2 separate regions of the Mus musculus genome follow, and region 2 is linked to region 1. Evidence: chromatin loops called from intact Hi-C (ENCODE). Cell type or tissue: heart. All regions are shown on one strand. Links, peaks and the distances in the headings refer to the core of each region. The heading gives the core; the rest is flanking DNA.

Region 1 (2,907 bases), core at 174-2,673:
GGGTTTCCAGTCTTCTCTCACTAGTGCTGGGCTGGCAAAGAACCACACCCAACTTTGCATATGGGCCCTCGGGATTTGAACTCACGTCCTCAAGCTTGCACAGCAAACACTCTTAGCCACTGAGCTAAATCTCCCAAGCCAGCTTTAAGGGCCTGGGTTAACATGAGAGACAGTTGACCTTTCTGGAACTGCACTTCAATGGAAACCAACGACACGAACGCGGACTTTATGAAGCAACAGGACTAAAACCTGTTAGGATTTTTGCTGTTTCCCTTTGTGTGGCTCTTCCCTTCTGAAATGGTCCACTGCTGTTTGCAACACGATCCAAAACTCTTAAATCACCTCAACTACCGATGTCTGCAACGAGCTCTCTTGCACCCTACTTCCGCGCTCCCCAACACACACACACACACACACACACACACACACACACACACACACACGGCCACCGCAATCTCTGCATTTCACCCCAAATCGACCCTGGCCATCCTCTTAGTTACTAGGGAAGGTCATGGAAAGCCAGTGATGAAAAGAGTGTAAACTTTCACAAACTGAACCACTGCATTGTACAGTAGGGAAAACTGAGGCCCAGAGTCATGTGACTTGCCCAGATCGTGGCCCTAACTCTAACTTTAGAGTTAAAATGCCAGATTTTAAACTTTCCAAGCAAACCCTTAGGAAGGAGCCCTAGAGCCTGCTTTTCTCCCTTAACTAACCCCTGCGATGGGACCTGGAGGACAACCTGGGTTAGGTGTTTCCATTGAATAGTAGCTGCTGAGATCTTTCATTCCAGGCAGCATCCCTATAGTCCATCACTTAGTAGGCATGCACTAGATTTTTCTCAGCCATCAACCTGACCACCCTCACTGGGTCCTCATCCCGGCAGGCCAGGAATCAGCGAGGATAGAGATCAGTTCTCTTCTCTAACTTGTATCCAGTGAGTCACGGCCCAGAATCCCTCCCGAGATGGCAAAGCTGAGGACTGAGAGTCTGGCTCAGTCGCGGTGTCTAGGGCAGTAAGCGGCCCAGGTGTGCAGCAGCTGGGCGTCCAGTCCCCTGCCGATGCTCCTCCAAGTTCCAACTTCTTAAACTTCCCTTTCCGGGGCTCCAGGCCCCTCGCGGCCGACCTGGCCTTTCGTGCGCGCACAAAGGGGGTCAGGAGCGTCCCCAAGTCCCCTGCAAGTGGACTGTCCTGCTCTTTTGCGAGAGATCTTGCCCGGATCCCCGCGGGCCTGAACCGACTCGGGCCGCTACAAACTTCCCGTTTCCGCTCTCGCACCGGGTCCCGCGGCCGACTGTCAATCGCTGCCCTGGGGGCTGGAGGAGGAGCGGGGAGCCCCAGTGAACCCCCAGGGTCGCGCCCTGGCCACTCACTCACCCGACTTGGGAACGTGCGGCGGGATCGTGCTGGCGATGCGCGTCCACAGGACGATATGCAGCGGCCACAGGCCCCGGAGCAGCCCCCGACCCATGGCAGCCCCCGTCGCTCGTCATAGACCGGCCCCTGGTGCGCCACGAACCGAGCCTCGGGGACCCCGGGCTGCGCCTTTACTCCTCGCCCTCTCAGGATGCGGGCCAGATGTGGCCGGCGATCCCCGGAGCTCGGAGGCCCGGAGGAGGCCCCCGGCGGCCGAGGAGAGCTGAGCAGGAGGCTGGGGCTCCGTCCCCCAGGCGAGCGTGTGCGCGCGCGGGGGGTGTCGTCGGTCGGTGCGCGCGAGTGACTCACTCATCAACTTTACCCGGGCGCCGAGAGGGAAACAGGAAACTCCTCGCCAACAGCTGGGCAGGACCTCTCGCCGCCGGAGAGCCTTCCAGCTCCGGCCCTCTCCTCCAGCTTCCAGCCCTCGCCTTCCTCCGGCCGCCAATCAAGGCCGCTGGATTGGACCTTGCCTGGACTCTACAAACTTTTAGCTGCCCACTCCCAGCGCTCCCACGCAACCCCCACCCCGCCAAGTCTGGGCTCCAAGTTCAAACTCAGAAGTGACTAAGCGCACTTTTCGCAAAACAAGCTCGAAAGTGGTGTAAACCACTTTCCTTGATACACCTCCAGGCACCCCCACACCTTCTAGGCATTACTCCCAGGGGCTTCATAATTCCATTGAGACCCAGGAGAGAGCTCTGAAATGTAGCTTCAGAGTCCCGAACACGTTGCTTCCCCTAATAAAATAAAGGTAAGCACTTCTTCACTAGAGCTTAGTTTCAGTTTTATGTACATGCATGTGTGATCACGTTGTAAAGGACTGTTTTTTACTGTGGAACAAAATCCAGGAGTTTGTCTCAGAGTTTAATGTGCGTATTAATCACGTTGGGTTGTGAATTTAGCTAACCTGCAGGTTCTGGTTCAGTAGGTCTGAACCCAGAGTGTCTGCATGTCTAATGAGCACCTGGGTAGAGCCTCCCATTGGAAGGACCGTTTCCTGGGCGTGGTTTGCTGGGTGAAGCTCTGTGATCAAGGTAGGGCTGATATTTTCAGGGTGTTGCCTCTAAGAAACTAAAGAAATTAAAGTATGTTTGGGGCCAGACGATGATGGCACACGTGGGCGGGTCTCTGTGAGTTCAGGGCCAGCCTATTATACAGAGTGAGTTCCAGGGCAGCCAAAGCTATACTGTCTGGGAAAACAAACAAACAAACAAACAAAAACCCAAAAAACAACAAAAAAAAGTGTCTTTGGTGGTGGAGTCTGCTTTTCAATGATCGCTCTTCGATAAGATAATTCGAGTAAGGAGAGAAAATACTTGGCTGGAGGTAGAAAGGCTATCAGTAGGAAGACCCATCAAAATTTCCATTCTTTCTGGGGTGACCATGTTTTCCAGAGACAATCTCTACAGTGTGTGTGTGTGCGTGCGCGCGTGCGCCTGTCTGTGTGCAGCACGGCCTGTTTTTTTGTTTTTGTTTTTTTGTTTTTT
Region 2 (2,907 bases), core at 192-2,691, 96 kb after region 1:
CCCAGGGGTGTATTTCTAACACCACATGTTATAATCACTGGTCTTAGGGGGCAAGGAAGAGGTCCAAAGAGGTTCAAGGTCATATTTGGCTCCATAGCAAATTAGAGACCATCTTGGGCTACAAGGTCTACTGTCAGAGAAAGAAAGGAAGGAATGGAGGGAGGGAGGAAGGAAGGAAGGAAGGAAGGAAGGGAGGGAGGGAGGGAGGGAAGGGGAAGAAAGGAGGAAAAAGGGAAAAGGAAGAAAAGAGAAGACAAGAAAGGTTGTTGGAGGATAGCATGTTGAGTTGGCTGCATTCACTTTCACCCCTGATAAGCCATTGTCTGCTCTGAAAGGAGGGTGCATACATCTTGGTTATGAATTTCAGATCTTTATCCTTAGCTTTGAGGGTAAGATTTGGGAATCTGCCAAATGCTGAAAGCAGGGAAAAAAATCTCATTTCTTGGTCAGTGAGGAGAGAAAATAAGGCAGACAGTCATTTCAGCATTCACAATCAGGTCTTTAATAGATAGGAACAGATAGTCTGTTTGCAAAAATAAGACTTGGCACAACAGTCAAGAGAACATACTATTCTTGCAGAAGACTCAAGTTCAGATCTCAGCACCCATGTCTGACAGCTCACAACTGCGTAGAACCTAAGCTATGAGAGGTCAGACTCTTTCTGGCATCCTTGTGTCATAAGGTACCCACCAGAGAAGACTGTTTGGACGTGGGTTTGTCTTTATCGGCCATCCAGTGACTACACTGTGCTTTTGGGATCTCGATGTAGCTCCGAGCCTTTCTCAGGGTGAGCTTTTAAGCACCAAGGCCGTGCTCTGGGTTGGCATCAGTTAATAAGAAGAGATAGACAGAAGCAGAAAAGCAAGGTTAGAACATTGAGAGACTTTCCCGGAGACTTTGATGGACTGGGAATTTGTTTTCATTTCAGGCAGGTGGCACCATCTACACGCTGAGTTTTATGGCCCAAATGGTACTTCCATCATGGAGTCAGTTATGCTAAGGTCTGGGACCCTGTTATGCTTGGGCACAGCACACACATGGTGCAAATACTAACACATATTTCTACCCCCATACAAAGTTAAAAAAAGAAAACAAATCTGAAATAAAAACAAGACAAAAATGAAGGGTAGAAATTTTAGCAACCTGAATGTCTGCTTGGGAACAGTAGAAAGAAGAGGAACCTCATGGCGCTACACTCCCTGGGAGAAACTCATGAGGATGAATAATGTTCACTAAGTGTCAGCCATGCACCAGATGTGTCTGTGCACAGCCTTCCTCACAGGAATTTCCACATTCTACAAGTGGAAGAGCTGAGGTATTGAAGTGACTTCCTTGAGACAAGGGCTGTCTGGTGGCAAACCGCCACTTCCCCGTCCTTCCGGACATACAGGTCTGGTTACTTCTGAGGAGAGCTGCCAACCGTCAACCGGTGCAGCCTGTTGTGGCTAATGGCAGTCTGGGCCACACTTTCCATGGCAGTGATTTTTCTAAACCATCCCCCAGGACTCCCTTACCTCTGAGTCCTGCCTGTGAAGAGAAGGGTACTCCATCACTCAGTGCCTCTGTGAGCATGTGAAGCACTTTTCCAGATGTTTTCCAAATCAGGATGTGTGAAATCCTTCAGCTGTGTATGAGCCCCTCTAGGAGAGCCAGGTGCCAGGTTATTTGGGAAATATAGAACGTTTGCCAGAGAGACACAGCCATCAGTGCTCCCCATTCGGATGCCTGTTCTCCTCTGAGAACAGTCTGGAAGGGGCTGCACATCTCTAAATTTCCTCAGAATCTCTTCTCATCCAAAGACTGTATAGAACTAGGCTCTTCAACTCTTGGACCTTGCTCCATTTTTCCCAACTCCCTGCAACCCTTTGGCATCCAGATGTCCAGGAATATGGGAACCCCTGGCCCAGTGGACCCCCTGACCCTTCATTTCTGGCTCCTCTGCATTGTTTCCAGTGGTGATTGGATGCCCGTGAGTCAGGGAACCCCAGCTTCAAGCTCCCACATCTTAGGCTGCGTTTTTCCACTCCTCTGAGTGGTGTACCAGTGCTTCCTGCTAGTCTATCACCCAGCAGTGGGTGTAGTGTAAATGTAGTGTAATGTCTCCATGTTTAGTTTGTCTAATGGTGGCGTGCCCACACCCAAGCAGCGGGGCTAGATGCAGAACCACACAGATGAATTAGTGAAGTCTTGGGGTCAAGGACACCTAGAACTGAGGAAATGGGAAGTTTGAAGCTGTAGCACACACTGTGTGCTGTGTTCTTTGCACAGAAGTGAGGTTGGGAGCCATGGAGGCAATGGGAGTCCTCCTTTTATGGAGAAACCCAGGGATGGGCAGGAAGGTAGGGCCAGAAGGAATGAAGTGTGTGTGTGTTTGTGAGTTATACAGGTGTGTGAACAACTCTGTGTACATGCATGTAGAGACCCCAAGATGAAGATAGGTGTCTCCTTGTACCATTCTCCACTTTACTTATTAAGGCAGAGTCTCTCACTTGAACCTGGAACTTGGTCATTTGGCTAGCAGCTTGCTCCAGAAATGTCCACATCTCCCTATCTTCTAAGTGATGGGAATCCTGGCTTGCCCATTTTTCAAGTGAGTTCTGGAGTTCCAAACTTCTGCCCTATCCTTGGTTCAAAGTGCCTTTCCTCCCCCTCAGCACTGAGAAGGGCTATCATGAATGAAAGTGTGGTGATACCAATTCATAGTCGATAAAATGACACGTGGCAACACAATTTGTTTATTCACATTATCAACTATGATCACTTGTACATTAAACTTCAGCCAACTTCGGGATTGTTTTTTTTTTTAAATAATAAAACATAATAAGCAAAGGACTGGAAAATAAACATCAAAATAAACTGCTGCTTTCTGAAAGATAGTATGGTGAGCTCTGCACTCACAAGGAAAGG

Evidence for each region. A loop is a pair of places that touch in the nucleus more often than their neighbours do. Peaks named below come from ENCODE experiments on the same cell type or tissue, not always from the same donor. Only the 100,000 strongest peaks of a DNase experiment are listed, where the experiment ranks them.
Region 2: a loop joins it to region 1, with 2.1 times the contacts of the local background. A loop is called at or near these places in 1 of 42 quality-filtered maps.

What each region holds. Positions count from the first base shown.
Region 1 is chr9:116,173,566-116,176,472 of GRCm38, forward strand. Tgfbr2 (transforming growth factor, beta receptor II) reads right to left here and starts at 1,798. Exons shown (of 8, transcript NM_009371.3): 1 at 1,379-1,798. The coding sequence starts at 1,472. It overlaps Gm40582 (a long non-coding RNA gene), which reads left to right and starts at 2,079. Exons shown (of 3, transcript XR_871320.3): 1 at 2,079-2,171; 2 at 2,346-2,454. In heart, for the core only: a CTCF peak has its summit at 1,625; DNase peaks (open chromatin) are centred at 1,716 and 2,426; H3K4me3 peaks cover 2,328 bases; H3K27ac peaks cover 1,858 bases.
Region 2 is chr9:116,269,136-116,272,042 of GRCm38, forward strand. No RefSeq gene overlaps it. Among named protein-coding and RNA genes, the nearest start is that of D730003K21Rik, 57 kb to the right of the region's middle. In heart, for the core only: no CTCF peak of the experiment used is centred there; a DNase peak (open chromatin) is centred at 1,366.